Regions from separate parts of the Homo sapiens genome. Here region 1 is linked to region 2. The links are chromatin loops, found by intact Hi-C in ENCODE. Cell type or tissue: PC-3. All regions are shown on one strand. Each heading gives the region's core, and the rest is flanking DNA. Links, peaks and the distances in the headings are about the cores only.

Evidence for each region. Peaks named below come from ENCODE experiments on the same cell type or tissue, not always from the same donor. Only the 100,000 strongest peaks of a DNase experiment are listed, where the experiment ranks them.
Region 1: it touches region 2 in a loop (13-fold over the local background); 4 of 110 quality-filtered maps call a loop at or near these places.

The regions. Positions count from the first base shown.
Region 1 is chr12:111,152,125-111,160,454 of GRCh38, reverse strand. The region is part of intron 1 of CUX2 (cut like homeobox 2); the gene reads right to left. Among named protein-coding and RNA genes, the nearest start is that of CUX2, 120 kb to the right of the region's middle. In PC-3, for the core only: a CTCF peak has its summit at 3,929; a DNase peak (open chromatin) is centred at 3,964; H3K27me3 peaks cover 5,114 bases.
Region 2 is chr12:111,019,284-111,027,613 of GRCh38, reverse strand. LOC105369981 (a long non-coding RNA gene) reads left to right here and starts at 1,916. Exons shown (of 3, transcript XR_945338.2): 1 at 1,916-2,069. In PC-3, for the core only: CTCF peaks have their summits at 3,052 and 3,261 (motif pointing left); a DNase peak (open chromatin) is centred at 3,223; H3K27me3 peaks cover 2,727 bases.

The DNA.
Region 1 (8,330 bases), core at 247-8,246, 130 kb before region 2:
GATGAAGGCTCAGACACACTCACACACACCCTGCACTACACACACGTCCCGAATACGCCCAGATGCCCGCACACACATGCTTGCCCATACACACTCTGACACGCACCCTGCACACACAGGCCAGACACACCTATCTCTGACTGGTCTGATTCCTCAGCCTTAGGGGGTCCATTTAATAGCCCTCCAAACCATGGCATGCTGTTTCTTTGCAGAATCACAATTTGTAATTCTTCTATCACAACTTGTTGACATGCTTAGCAAATGTCCCCCTAGCCCCGTCCTATGCTGCCTGTCCCAGGAGACATTCTTCTGTTCATTGCTGTATTCCCAGCGCCCAGCACCCAGCAGGAGCTCAATGAATATTGAAGGAAAGAAGGAATCATCCCCTAACTCCTTTTGCTTTTTTTGTAGTTGTTGTTTTGTTTTGTTTTTAAGATAGTCTCACTTTGTCGCCCAGGCTGGAGTGCAGTGGTACAATCTCGGCTCACTGAAACCTCTGCCTCCCGGGTTCAAGCGATTCTCCTGCCTCAGCCTCCAGAGAAGCTGAGATTACAGGTGTGCATCACCCTCCCTGGCTAATTTTTGTATTTTTAGTAGAGATGGGGTTTCACCATGTTGGCCAGGCTGGTCTCAAACTCCTGACCTCAGGTGATCCACCCGCCTTGGCCTCCCAAAGTGCTGGGATTACAGGCGTGACCCACTGCGCCTGGCCTCCTTTTCTGTTTTTAAATAGGGCTGCACTTGCATGCTTGCCTATGGGTCAAAATGTCCTGAGAAAACAAATAAGAAGTATGTGAATAGCCGGAAGGGGGCTGGAAGTTCAGGAGACTCATTGTTTATTCTGAAATCATTTTTAATGTCTTGATTTTTAAAAATTACAGATCAGTTGCTTATGAAATAATGCATCCTTAAAAAATTAATATTTTTAAATGAGCTACCCAAAAATGTTCTCAAACTGGTCCAGCTTCAGAACCCTTGGGAAGTATTTCTAAAATCCTTGCAGGTGGCTGGGCTCAGTAGCTCATGCCTGTAATTCCAGCACTTTGGGAGGCCAAGGCAGGAGCATTGCTTGGGGTCAGGAGGTCAAGACCAGTCTGGGTAATGTAGTGAGACCCCTCTCTCTAGGAAAAAAAAAAAAAACAGCTGGGCATGGTGGCGCACACCTGTAATCTCAGCTACCTTTGAAGGTTGAGGTAGGCGGGATGACTTGAGCCCAGGTGGCTGGGGTTGCAGCGAGCTACGATCGCGCCACCGCATTCCAGCCTGGGTAACAGAGCAAGACCCTGTTTCCAGCAACAACAACAACAACAACAAAATCCTGGCAGGAGAAGCTGGGTTGGGCTCTCAGGTGGGTACTATCAACACCTGTCTGAGTGGGATGAGGGATCGGAACACCAGCTGGGCTTGAGAAATGGGGGTCCACACAGCCCCTTCCCAGGCCTGAGGGACAGCACCTTGCTCCCATTTCCTGCGCCCCTCTGTGTTCACGACCAGCCTGTCTGTCCATGAAGGAAATAAGTTTTTCTGTGGCTGAGTGTTGTTCCCAAGGCCACACTGCTGCTGTTACATCCAAGAGTACATGGGCAGAGACTGGCTCATGATTTGACAGCTTTTTTCTAGACCCTTCCCAGGAAGGGAAGCTGGGCTGACCGGGCCAAAAATCACAGACTGCCCTCGTATCTTTTTTTTTCTTTAAGTAGAAAGTTTTAATTACATTTATAGCCCTATTCAATATAATAATCTCACAACATTTCCCTTCTCCTAAAGGATTTTTTTGTTTTGTTTTAAATCGTGTAAAACATGCAGGGTCCCCAGGCTGCTGTCACCCATCTTCATGCAGATGCTCCGGGCTTTCAAAACAGCTGTTCCTCCCCAGAGTCCCATTCCCTTCCCCAGCCCAGGCTATCTTTGCACTGCCCACTCACACAATGGCATACTTTCTCCAAGTGTCTGATCATGGCTGAGCTTTTTTTTTTTTTTTTAATAAAAATTAATTCTTTTTTTTTTTTGGTAGAGACTGGGTCTCACTTTGTTGCCCAGGCTGACCTCAAACTCCTGGCTTCAAGAGATCCTCCCACTTTGGCCTCCCAAAGTGCTGGGATTATAGGCATGAGCCACCGCACTTGAGCTCATTCTTCTTAAAAGATGGGGATTGACAGAAAACAACAACAAAAAATCAAAGGTGCTTCCAGTAGGTCATTTGCTATTTGCTCTCCACACCCCACCCATCCTTACCAGGTCCTTCCTGTTTGTGAGGTGAGGAAGAGAGGGGGAAGGGGACTATCCCTGATCCTCCGTTTTCACCTGACATAATTGAAAACTGTTTTTCTATTATCCGTTCCATCGTTGGCCTCCTGCCTTGCCTCTTTTCTTTGAACCTTCCTGATTGCGTCTCTGTGGAATCACATTGGTCCTTTGCACATCTCTCCAGGGATTTGGTTTAATTTTTACATCTTCTGAGGGTCCCAGTTGCTTTACTGATTCCTAAACAATTTCAGGTGGAGACAACATGGCATTCATGTGGTCTCATGGATGTTGTGCTAATCCATGTCTTTGCTTAATGTCTGCAGGAATGGCCAGTGAACATTCCTCTTCAAATACATCTCCTGGAATATCTGTAGCTGTTGCTAAAGCTATACACTACTATCCCTAAGTGATTCTTCATCTTCCCCACTCCCTCTCATCAACCTAAGAATGACTTATGAGGCAGAGATAACAAATATGTAGCATGTGCATGCTCACTGCCACCTCCCGTGTCCATGGTAGACATTACTAATGGATCACCAACTCCTATGCTGCAATCCAAACCATCGATGAATTTGGTCAACTGGACTTTTCATGTAAAGCCCAAATCAAATAAATTCTTATCCATCACCCATCCTCACCTGCAATAACCTTGAACCTGGCCTTTTGGCATCTCTTCCTTCCTCCTTTCCATTGATTCTCTATACACAACCTAGAGTGATTTTTTTTTTAAAGCTGTAATCTTTGAAACATAAACCAGATCCTAGCACTTCCCCAAGGAAAATCCTCCCATAGCTTCTCAATGCATTCAGAATAAGATGCCAACTCTATCCTGTGCTTGAGTTTTGCATGAGCTGGTCTTTTAGTATCTATTACCAGCCTCTCCCAACTAGTGCCTGGCACATAGTAAGTGCTCCAAAATGTTTATAGATTGAATGAGGCTCTCTTTTGCTGATCTAGAATGCAGTCTAAGAATCCTTGTCAACGCAGAGCTCCAGGAAGCTGCCAGTGAATTCTCAGGGTTAGCATGCAAAATGCAGCCTCCCTCAAAGTCTGTTCTGATACTGGGCGATTCTACCCATCTCTGACTATTTGGGAATGAAGCAGTGTGCAAAAAAATCAGTGTAGCCCCCTTGATCAGCTTATTTTCTTTCATAATATGTACAAAGTGTTTTACTCCTGTTTTTTGTTTCTGTTTCTGTTTTTTTTTTTTTTTTTTTTTTTTGAGAGAAGTTTTGCTCTTATTGCCCAGGCTGGAGTGCAGTGGCACAATCTTGGCTCACTGCAGTCTCCGTCTCCTGGATTCAAGCAATTCTCCTGCCTCAGCTTCCCAAGTAGCTGGGATTACAGGGATTACAGGCATGCGCCACCACTCCTGGCTAATTTTGTATTTTTAGTAGAGATGGGGTCTCACCATTTTGGTCAGGCTGGTCTGGAACTCCTGATCTCAAGTGATCCACCTGCCTCAGCCTCCCAAAGTGCTGGGATTACAGGCGTGAGCCACCGCACTCGGCTTTGTTTACTTTTTGTAGTGGAAAATGGTTTGCTAAGGTTGTGCTTTGGGCTCACCAGGCTGCTGAATGGGGTTCCTCAGCTTTGGGCATCTGGTGGCAGGGACCTTCAGGAGTCTTTCCCATGTTTGGACCAGTGCATCAGTGAGGCTGTCACTGCAGAGAAAGACGCTAGGGGTCAGGTGATGGACTGCTGCTTCTTTAGAGCATCACCTTCATGACTGGCTGAGTCACCAGGATGGCTGAAAAACAGGTTCTAGAAAATCAAACATTCTGGAAAGCCCTGGAGGAACCACTGGGAGACAGAGAAAATATTCCGAAATAAGGAGTTTAGAATGGGGATAGTCTCTGAGCCTGCTAACTGGTTTCCTGGGGAACAGGGATGAGGGCAGGAAGAAAAGGGGAACATCTTAGAGCAAAAGGGGAACATTCCTGGTGCTTCCATCAGGTTTCTTGGGAAGCAGGGATGAGGGCAGGAGGGAAAGGATACAGAGCAAGGGAAGAGTAATTAGTGCTATTAATTACATCTCAATCACAGCCTACGTTTCTGCCCCGGGATTAAAGAAACATTCATTTGGAACGACTATTAAAGTCTTAAACTCAATGCTTCACAAATCAGGGCGGTGGAATGAAAATTCTTTCTCTGTAGGGACCAGGAGGCAGAAAGCAAGAATTTTCTATCCAGGTTGCTGCAGTCCAGCTGGAAAAGCCAGGGCTTGTGAGCGGGTTTGCTTGTTATTATTGTTGGCTGGTTTTTATTTTTATTTTTTTTTTTTATTTTTTAAGCTGTTTCAGGCAGGGATGTGTTCCAAATGTACAATCTAATGTGCTATAAAAGTCACTAATGTGATTATACTTTTATATCATATTAGAGAAAATGAATACTAATTCAATACCAAACGCTAATTCGGTAGAACCACAAAATGCTGAGAGGTTGCAAAACACTTGCCAGGCTGAACTTTCCGGCTGGTGCCTGAGAGCGTGTGGTGGCGTTTTCAGGAGTTGGTGTGTGCGGTTTAGTGAATCGGGCAGTCAGAGCTGTCCGGGTCTGCCATTCCCTCTGCAGTGGACAGAGGCTAGGGTGGTTTCCCTGGGAACATATGGGAGAAACCTCATCACCCTGGGAGAAGCTTTCCAATGCTCAGAGGAATTTTCCCAATGAAAATTTTGCAAAATTTTGCAATTTTCATTGGGAGTGCAAGTCTGTTTGGATTTTTAAACTAAGCATGTTGTTTGATGGCATCAGCAATGGGACAAGGTGCTTGTAAATCCAAGTAAAGCTTTTCAAAGAAAGAGCACTAAGAATCATGGCCCAGGAAGTAATATTAATGGCCAACATTTGCTGAACGTTTACTATGAGACAAGCACTGTTTTAAACTCTTTTTTTCCATTCATTCATTCAACCCTCAAGACTACTGTATGAACTAGAGACCCTTTTTGTACCCATTTGACAGATGAGGAAAATGGAGGCTCAGAGAGGTGAAGTGACTTGCTCAAGGTCACACAGCCAGTAAGGAACAGAGCTGGGATGCCAGGCCAGGTTGTCAGCTCCAGAGCTGCATCTTTAATCACTCAACTTAATTGAAGTCAGGCCCACTGACAATTATGTCTTACCTGTATTATCGCGTGTTAACCTGGAGGCAATCCTTAAGGTAGATATGTTCTTATTCCCATCATACAGATGAACAAATTGAGATTTGGAAGTATTGCCTGACTTGCCCCATAGCACCTACCACAGCAGCAGTGACAGAGCCAGGACTCACAACCGCTGTGCTACACAACTGCCCAAGTGCCCCAAAGCAAGGCTGTCATCCCCAAAGGAAGGTCCTCACATCTCTGGCCTCCCCAAACAGATGTCCAACATCCCACCCATTCTGGCTTCCCTGCTTTTTCATGGAGACTTTTGTCCTACCACTTCTGACCCGGGAGTCCACAGAAGAACAATTCAGGTCAGTTTCTGGAACAGTCCTTCCCTGGAGTCTCTCTTGCAAGACCGTTGCCTCTCTGATTCCCGCACAGCTCCATCTCCCAGGCACGAGGTCCCATTTTATTATCAAACATCAACTGCATCTCCCCGTCTTGGCCAGACACATCCAGAAATGCAGGGCCAGAATTATGACGTGCCGACTTGCCTTCATAAATAATATTTTGCAATTTCCTTGTCTGGGGGCATGGATAAATTATTCTTCCACGTCAAGGTTACGATGATCAAAAAGGTGGCCCGGCTGGCCTTCCTCGAGAGTGAGGAGGAAAAGAAGGCTCTGATTACATCGTGGCGCCAGGCTGAGGGAGGAGCCCTGTGGCCTGGGCTCCTGCCTGGTGGACTGCATGACAATCAGATTGCCGCAAACATGTGAACTCGGATCTGAAGTCTCGCTCCAGGAGGGATGCACACGTCAGGCACATCTGACTTTTGCATCATTCATGGGACTTAACAGAAAGAACATTCCAGTGACACTACATGTGGTGCTGCTTTCTTGTCCCCTTCACCGAGAGCCCCAGCGAGCCTGCTGCAATCACACAGGCTGGCTTTCTCTGTGGGGTGCTAAGAGCTGAACTGTGTTGCCACAAATCCATATGGGTGAAGTCCTAACCTCCAGAACTCAGGATGTGACCTTATTTGGAGACAGGGTCTTTTAACGAGGTAAAAAAGCTAAGATGAGCTCATTAGTGTGGTCCTCAATCCAGTATCGTTGGTGTCTTTGTAAAAAGGGGGAACTTGGGGCCCAGAAACACAGAAGAAATGAACGTGAAGGTGGTCATCTACAAGCCAAGGAGAGAGGCTTTAGAAGAAACCGCCGCTGCCGACCAACATCTTGATTTTGGACTGCTGGTCTCCGGAATCATGAGAAAACAAATCCTTGTTGTGTAAGCTACCCAGGTGTGGCACTTGGTCATGGCAGACCTAGCAAACGAATATACTGAGATACATTCCTGGGGTGAGGCCATCAGTAGTAAGTGATGCCAATTTGTGTTCTTAACTATATGTTTGCTTATGGTCTGTCTCCAGTAGAATAGAGGCTCCAAGAGGGCAGGTATAGTCATGTACCACATAATGACATTTTGCTCAGTGATGGATGGATATACAATGGTGGTTCCATTGTATAAGACTCTAGTATCATATTTTCATTGTACCTTTTCTATGTTTAGGGATGTTTAGATACTCAAATCCTTACCACAAGTTACAAGTGCCTAGGGTGTTCAGTGCAGTTGCATGATGTTCAGGTTTGTGGTCTAGGAGCAACAGTCCAGGTGTGTAGCAGGCTCTACTGTCTAGGTTTGTGTAAGAACACTCCATGATGTTCAACAGCAATGAAACTGACTAACAACGCATTTCTCAGAATGTATCCCGGTTGTCAAGTGATGCATGACTGTAAATCTGTCTTGGTCGCCACTATATCCCCAGCACCTAGAACAGTGCCTGGCTTATCATAATACGCTTATTGAATGAATAAATAAGTGAATAAATGAATGAATGCCAGGAAGAATGCCACGCATTCAGCAGGCGCCCAATAGCTTTCATACATTGCGGTTTGGAAGGATGGAAGCCAGAGATGCCTCTAAAACTAGAATCCAGGGGCCTTCCCCAGTGAGAATATCCCTGAACCTCGGGTGGCTTTCGGGATTCAGAGAAGAAAAAGCCAAAAAGAAAGGTTTGCTCCAGCTATAACCACCCCATCTCCACCACTGTTTTGCGGGGTTCCTGACCAGCAGAAATCACACCTCGCCTTTCCTGCATCTCCCATTTACAAGCCCAAAGCCACACTGTCCCTTCTCTCTTTGGTTCTGTTTCCCAGAAGGTGCCTTCTTTATGTTTCTGGAGATGCAGCAAGTGGCCTCACAGGCCCCATCTAGAGCGGCTTGTCCCCAGTCCCTGACTGCCAGATGGGAAGCTAACACCTCCTTCCCCCGTCCCCCACGCACATCCAAGGCTCCCGCAGCACCGCACCCCTGCCTGCCAAGGCGTTGCGAGTTCTACTGCCTCTAACATGCGTCTATTTTTCAGGCCCCAAGAGCAAATGGTTTTTGCTTTCACAGCAGAATCAGGCCCAATAACAGACATTGCAAACAGGTGGCCCTCGGGCAGAATATGCACACAGTCATATTTAGTTTGGCCTGCATCGTGTATATGTTTTAATTTTCCTTTAAAAATGGGTGATTTTGCATAGAAACCCCAAGGCCCAGCCTCTCATGTGAAATTTAAAACTCTGCCAACACAAGGCCAATGGTGGTGCTTGCTGGAGCTGTGGGGCTACTGTCCCTTTAGATGAGCCATAGGCGCTCCAGTTTGCCCTGAGAGCTGAGGTCCCAGGGTCTGGTCACCTCGCCCAGGTCTATTGCCTGCACTACCAGCCAGGGCTGTGAGGTTTTGAGCCTTTCTTTTTATTTATTTATTTTATTTATTTATTTTTTTTGAGACAGAGTCTTGCTCTGTCGCCCAGGCTGGAGTGCAGAGGCATGATCTTGGCTCATTGCAACCTCCACCTCTCGGGTTCAAGTGATTCTCCTGCCTCAGCCTCCTGAGGTAGCTGGAACTACAGGCATGTGCTACCATGCCCAGCTAATTTTTGTATT
Region 2 (8,330 bases), core at 240-8,239:
AAGGCAATTCCAATGAAAACCTCAATAAGAGTTTTCATGAAACGTGACAAGCCCATCTCAAAAATTCTTACAAAGATGCAAGGGTCAAGAACAGCCGAGGCAAGTTTGAGGAGTAACAAGATAGGAGAATCATTCCTATAAGAGAAGAAGACTTCTTATAAAGCTGTAATAACAGAGAGCAAGTAAGACACATTGACCCAGGGGACAAAATCAAAAGCCCAGAAACAGACTCATACAAATTTAGAACCAATACATGAGTAGATGGCAGAGCTGGCATAATAAACTAGTGGGGAAAGGATAGATTTCATTTTCAGTATGATGCTGGACCAGCTGGCTACCCATATGGGAAAAATACAATTAGATCTCTACCTCACACCATACACCAAGATCAACCCCAGGTGGAGATGTCGGCACACCATGAATTTGAAGAAATTCAACTAGTTCCTTTTTTCCAACAGCACAGAACATTGGAATGGAAGGATCATATTGTGATTAATCTGACTTCACTATACTATGTTTGTCTGCCTGTCTGTCTGTCTGTTTTAAAGCATCCTAATAGCTCTGGTCATGTAATAGCCCAGGATTCTTTCCCGAACTGGATTGTGGCCAGAACAAGGACTGAATTTTCTTTGAGTACCCCCGGAATGAAATGCCACTTGACAGCTGGCAGCTTCCAGGAGGTTTAGAGACACTTGCTCACCAAAGGTCAAATGTTCTAGAGGCCCCTGCTCTGTACAGCTCTTCCTTGGGCACACAACGTGCGAGCCTCTGAGAAGCTGGCCCCAGGGCAAGCACCTGCCTTCCAGGTCTGCCTTCCTATTTTAGCAGCCCAGTGCGTAAGTGAGACAGTGACTGAAGTCCTCAGAAACAATCACTGTGGAATTCCGGGCACCCATTTGACCCTCCATCTCACCCAGATCCCATTCTTCTGGCTTGGGCAGTGGCCCATTCCTCCATCAGCATCCAGAACTGTGGGCTCCCAAAGGCAACATCAGCCTTGTCTGTACTCTGCGAAGAACTGAGCCCTCCAGCACACCCCTTCACCCACCCAAACAAAACTCCACAATCGGGGCCCCCAAAGCCTCAATGAAGACTGCAGACTATTGCTACAGGTTTTCTTAAGGGCAAGGCATGGAGGGCTTACCGCCTTCAGATCCTCTTTGCTTCTTTCTCTCCCCTAAGTCCCCGTCATTAAAGCAGCCTCTCCAGGCTCTATTTTTAATTTCTCTCCCTACAAACAGCTCATTCGTCTTCTCTCTCTCATCGCTCACTCTCCAATTCTCCAGCTCCTTCTCCTCTTCTCCCTCTTCCTTTGTTCTTCTTCCTCCTTGGGCTCACATTTCTCCTCCCTCTTCTTCAAATCGGAGGTTCTCACATTTAGTCTCATCAGCAAAACATGGGCCTGGAGCCAAGCAAAAAAAGAAAGAAAGAATTCTTTTATTCCTTTGGTAAGCCAGGGATATGTGGATGCTTACATTTTCTCTGTCCCTCTCCACGATCATCATCATTGTCATCGTCATCATTGTTGTCATAATGGTGCCTACTATGCACTGAGGCCATCCCCAGCATTCTCCCCAAATCTCACATTGAGCATGCCTGTGTCCATTTTACAGATAAGTAAACTGAGGCTCAGAGAGGTGGAATAGCCCACCTGAGTTCACTCAGCAGGACGATGGCTGAGCACAATTTAGAAGCTGGTCAGGAAAACGTGCACCCTTTGGCAGCCCTGCTACAAAAGCCTGCTCTTCTCCTCCTCCCACCCTCCCTTCCTGCCCTGTTTAAGCTTCTGCTGCCAGTGCTCAGGGCAGGAGAGAAGCAGGGATAAAGATGCCATTCAGACAAATTGGAGCCAACGGGGGCAGGTGTTGGGGGGGGCACAAGTGGGAGGGGAGAAGGAACATGTCTGCTGCCCTGGCAGCCAGTCCCTGCCTTTCCACTCCCTCAATCCCCTTGGAACTTCTGGATTCTCAGCTCTTGGCTTCCGCAAACCAAAAACTGATCCACTTGGCCTCATGGGGCTGGGCTCGCTCTCCCCGTCATCTAATTTCCTTCCCTGACAGCATTTGGAGGTAAGCGTGGCTGTTTCCTCCCTTTAATAGCTGAGGAAATGGGGGATCAGAGAGGGTGAGTGACTTGTCCGAGGTCACCCAGCCTGTGAGCAACAAAGGCAGGGGTCAAAGCCTGTTCTCTTTGATGCCAAGGCTCCAGTTCTTGACTTTTAATGCCACCCCTTCCCTTTCTCGACTACCTCTAACTCCTTCGTGGGACCTTACATTTACTGCACAGCTGGTGAGGGGCTGAGTCAGGCCTGGAAGTCAGAGCCAATCCCCTCTTGCGGCCACAGATTCGGGCCACATTCCCCAGAGCTCTGAGCATCCAGGAGGAAGGTTCAAAGCTCTTCTCTGAAGGGTGAGTCTCCATCCCTCACACTGCAGAAACCTCTGAGTACTAAAGAATTCAGCATCTGGGGGAGCAAAATCCCCCCATTCAGTCACTCCCTAACCCAGGAAGCACATCCAGCCCCTCTTGCCACGCTGCCTGACCCAGGAAACACATCCAGCCCCTCTTGCCACACTCCTTGACCCACGAAGCACAACCAGCCCCGCTGCCACACTCCCTGACCCGGGAAGCACATCCAGCCCCTTGTGCCATGACTCTTCTTGCTCCAAGTCCTTGGCATCCATCAGGGTCTCTGGCAAATGTACCAGGCATTGGGGACCTCAAGAGGTCATTGGTTCCATCCCCTTGCCTCCATTTTTGGAGCCTAAGAAAGAGACTCTAAAATGAACCTCAGCACCCAAGGTCAGGGTCTAATCTGCCACCCATGTGCCCACACCCTTTTCTGCACACACTCACATATGTACATATTTGCACATATGTGCACACACAGATGCACAGATAGACATCTGCACATGCTCCTGTCTACACTTGCTCACACCTGCACTCACCTATTCTGCACTGCTCACATGTATTCATGTTTGCACATAAATGAACACACACATGCACACACACCTGCATGTCCCATGCACATCTTTTCATGCACATTTGCACACGAGCCAGAAACAGGTTTTCTGAGACATGGCTGTGTGCTCACACACACGTTTGCACAGCTTGCGTGTGCACACGAGTGAGTATCCTGCCAAGATACAGGCAGGAGGGTATGTCCAGTTGTACCTTCCCTTCCCTGGGTGGGGCAGCCTGGCCTCTCCTGGGGCTTCCCGGAGCCTGGCCTTTGGCAAAAGCCCCACCTGGTGGACACTCGGTGTATACGCCAAGCCTGGGCGCCCTTGGGACCTGAATGAGGGCTCTGGGCAGCCCCCAACCTGACTGGTGATAACTGAGGGAGCCCAAAGCTAGACTTGGGGGCACCCCTACCCACTTAAAGCTTCCTTCTCTCCTCCTATCTTTTCCTTTCCCCAAGCAGCAATTTCCTTGCCCAAGACAAAAAAGAGGATCAGATCCAGAGGCAGGGGTTTGAGTCGCTGCTCTGTCACTCGCTGGCTTCTCCCAGGCCCCATCCACCGAGCTGTAAAATGGGTGTAAAGTTCTCAAACAGATATTCAGAGGAAGGAGATAACACCAGAACGCAAAGCAATTGCTATGTATCTCAGGACAGAGCCTAGGACGAGTCTGAAGTCAGACCCAAGCCCAAATGAGGATGCAAACCCCAGCTGTGCCTCTTCCTTGGTGTGTGACCCTGGGTGAGTCACTCCACCTGCCTGAACCTGTTTCTTCAGCTGTAAAGTGGGTCAAAACCCCCAAAAGGGTGGTTGGAAGAAACCATCAACATCGTGGAAGCGAAGTCTGTTTCCCTCCTCCTTCCTCCCAAACCAAACACAAGAATGCTTAGGGACTGCAAGAAGCAGGTCTGGAATCACAGCAACCAGGTTTGAACTCTGATTTGAATCCTACCTCTGCCACTTTGTAGTTGTGACCTTGGGCAAGTTGCTTTACCTCTCTCCAACTCCTGGCCTCAAGCCATCCTCCCCGCTGAGCCTTTCAAAGTGCTGGATTCAGGCATGAGCCACTCCACCTGGCCATCACTCCACCTTTATGAACCTCAGTTTCCCAGTCTGGTTAATGGGGACCTCCTAGTGTTGTGACAATAAGACAATGCATGCGAAGAGCCTGGCAACCACAGGTGCCCCCTGAATGCAGGCTGCATGATCAGCATCGATGTTTGGGGGAAATGAGTGATACTTGGAGGCCTGGGTGGAGCTGACCCTTAGGAGCCCAATATAATACTTACATCATTCAAATCAATTATAATTAATCACTATGTGCTAGGCACTGATCTAAGCACCAAGAATTAATTCATATAACTTCATAACGACCCCACAGGTAGGCACTTTTATTACTATTTTTGAGACAGGTCTCACTCTGTTGCCTAGGCTAGAGTGCACTGGTACAATCACAGCTCACTGCAGCCTCGAACTCCTGGGCTCAAGCGATCCTCCCGTCTCAGCCTCCTGAGCAGCCAAGACTATAGGTATGTGTGCCACCATATCCAGCTAATTTTTTTTTTTTTAAGAGATGGAGTCTCACTATGTTGCCCAGGCTGGTCTCAAACTCCCTGGCTCAAGCGATCCTCCCACCTGGGCCTCTCAAAGTGCTAGGATTACACGTAGGAGCTACCACACCCAGCCAGCACTTTTATTATTATCCCCATTTTACAGATGAGGACACTGAAGGCACAGAGGGGAAGTAACTTGTCCAGGGTCATGGAGCTAGACAGTGAATTAAAATCCAGACAGGCTAACTCCAGAGCCCTCTGGATTTCTCCCTTTTCCTACTCCCACCGAGCTGTCATAACTGCTTGGACCTCCCAGCCTCCCCCAGGTCTAGAAGCTTCTCTAGGAGCTGAAGTCTGTTTTAGAGGGCAAGTCCTCCACCACAAGAAGCCCCAGCAGGCCTACACTTCCTTCCAATCTCCAGGGGCCACATGGCCACATAAGCATCATGTGTCTCCTGGGGACTATGGAATTAAGATAATCTCAGGGAAGTAATAAACATGATGGAAATGATGCTCATGAAAGAGCATCTGCTAATCCTGGGAGCCCGTGTCAGAAAACTTGCATCTGCTAGATGTTGCTAAGTAGTGTGAAGGTTGGGGGAAACCTGGCTGGTGGGGCCTCGCCCCACTGCTGAAGCAACGCCATGGGGCAGAGGGACAGATGGCGGCCCAGACAAGAAGCTATTAGAAAAGAGAGATTCTGCAAGGGAAAGTGTGCACCCCACACTTTAGTTAAAAGTCAATGGAAAATGACTGCCCGATGATGCCAGCAATAGAGGGGTCAACTTTCAATGTGGCAGGGGGTGGTGCAGGAGCTACTGGCTTTGAATCCTGATTCTGCGACTACCTGGCTGCGTCTAAGTCCGGTTGCTTAACCTCTCTGGACATCAGCTTAATTTGGACGCGGTGGCTCATGTCTGTAATCCCAGCACTTTGGGAGGCCAAGGTGGGTGGATCACTTGAGGTCAGGAGTTGGAGACCAGCCTGACCAACATGGCGAAACCCCATCTCTACCAAAAATATAAAAAATTAGCCGGGCATGATGGTGGGCGCTTGTAATCCCAGCTACTCAGGAGGCTGAAGCAGGAGAATCGCTTGAACTTGGGAGATGGAGGTTGCAGTGAGCCGAGATTGTGCCACTGCACTCCAGCCTGGGTGACAGAGTGAGACCTTGTTCAAGGAAAAAAAAAAAAGAAAGAAAATGAGAATAATAATACCTGCCTGTGGTAGATGGTGTCACTGGCACCAGTTCTTCCCCTTCCCTCTCTGTGTGCCCAATGCCAGATGACTTCGAATGACCTTCCCACTGTGGGTGAGGGTGATTTTCCTGCCTCTTGATCTTGAACTTGGCAATGTGAGCTGCTTTGGCACACAGAACGAGGCAGAAGTGTTGGTCTGCTGGTTCTGAGCCCACGTCTCAAGAAATGTTGTGTGCTTCATTTGTTTTTTGGGCCATGGCCTTTGCCATGGAAAGAACATTTTTGGGCTAGCCCACTGGTCCCAGGAGAAGGCTGCAAGACCTAAGGGTAGGGAGGAGGCAGGGTTTCTGAATGGCAGGTTGGGGGAAGCCTCTGGCACCCAGAAACACCTGCTGAGGACTGGTCCGTGGCTAAGAAACCAACATCTCACGCACTGAGTCTCTATGCTGTGGGTCCTACTTGTAACTGCAGCAGATGGATCTATAGCCATCCCCCTGGAAGCTGGACCCAGCACCCCTTCCTGAGCCAATCCTGTGGCTTTGCCAACCTGGATGAACCCCTGAGGTCACACAGCCTGGGCACCATGGGACTTTGTGCTTTCAGCTGCTGTAGCCCCCTGACCTAAGACTATGGGCTCCTTGCAATTAGCTGTGGGTTCCCATTGAGTCCACCCTTAGGCCATCCAACTGCCTTGAGGGGACCCACTCTGGCCCAGGAATGAGGTTCCCTGGTGCTCCTGCCAGTCTTCCTGGTGGCCTGCGCCACTTTGTGTTCTGCAGTCCCAGCAGGTCTTACGCACAGCTAGCCAGAGTCATGATACCATGTGTCCTCGGACAAGCCACTGCCGTCTAGCACCTCCCAGGCCTCGTTTTTCTTATTTTACATCTGTGAAAGGGGAGTGACGCTCTCTGCATGACTCAACTTTGTCAGCATGAAGATTCATCACTTTGGAAAGATGAGTCCTCCCGAGTGCTAAGGGGTCGTGAGAGCCGCCGTCCAATCTTACTTCAAGGGGCATCACTGAGATAAGTAGAGGAGAATCCCAGATCTTTGCCCAGCTTCTCCTTAACCCTCTCCCTGCTTCCTCCTTTGCGTGAAGGTCTTGAATGTCAGCTTCTTTGCCAAGCTCACGATGACAAAGAAATAAAGATGTACATAGCCCCACTGGCGCTGGAAAAAGATTCCTTTTTTTTTTTTTTTTTTTTTTGAGACAGGGTGTCCCTCTGTCACCCAAGCTGGAATGCAGTGGCACGATCATAGGTCACTGCAACCTCGACCTCCAAGACTCAAGCCATCCTCCCACCTCAGCCTCTCAAGCAGCTGGAACTACAAGTGCTTGCCACCACACCCAGCTAATTTTTTTTTGGTAGAGAGAGTCTCACTATGTTGCCCAGGCTGGCCTCCAACTCCTGGGCTCTGGAGATCTTCCCGCCTCGGCCTCCCAAAGTGCTGAAATTACAGGCATGACCCATCATGCTCAGCCAAAACATCCCTTTCTAGAACTGCATGTGACAGCCATGAATGGGCATTTCACAGAGGAGGAAACTCAGATGGCCAATAAGTACAGGAAAAGCTGCTCAGCCTCTCTGATAATTAGGAAAGCTTCAAAATAAAACCAAAATGAGGTATCCCACTCACCAGATTGGCCAAAATGTTAATGCCTGGTAAGAACAAGTGTTGGCAAGGATGTGGAACAACTGGAGCCCTCATACACTCTAGGGGCAGGAGGTGGGTCTAACTAGTACAACCACCTTAGAACACAATCCAGCTACATCCAGTGAAGCAGATAACATGCATGCTGTATGTTCCAGCGATCTACTCCTAGGAATATTCCCAGCAGAGACTCTTGTACCAGGACAGGACGCAAATGATTTGTATCTTTATATAAGATTGTTTATAAAAGATTGTTCACAACAGTTATTAAAAAGAGGGGCTAGATGTGGTGGCTCATGCCTGTAATGCCAGCACTCTGGAAGGTTGAGGCAGGTGGATCACATGAGCCCAGGAGTTCAAGACCAGCCTGGCAACATGACAAAACCCCATCTCTACCAAATATATATATACAAAAATTAGCTAGGCATGGTAGTGTGCATCTCTAGTCCCAGCTACTTGGGTGGCTGAGGAGGGAGGGTCACTTGAGCCTGGAAGGTTGAGGCTGCCTTGAGCCGTGATCATGCCACTGCACTTGTGCCTGGACGACAGAGCAAGATCCTGTCACCAAAAACAAAAGGAAAAAGGTAGTCACCAAATGCCCATCAGCAGTAGACTGGATAAATAAATTGTACAGTATTTACACAATAGAATTCTATAAGTGGGAAAAATAAATGAATCAGAGCTACATAAGTCAACATGGATGATTCTCACACAGTCACGCTGAGTGAAAAAAACGAGGGACTGAAAAACACAAATAATAGAATATTATGTATATGAACTTTTAAAACAGGCAATACTCTGCTATATATTGTTTCAGGACACATTCACAAGTCTCAATAAAACATTAATTCAGGCTGGGCGCGGTGGCTCACGTCTGTAATCCTGGCACTTTAGGAGGCTGAGGTGGGCAGATCACCTGAGGTCAGGAGTTTGAGAACAGCCTGGCCAACGTGGTGAAACCCTGT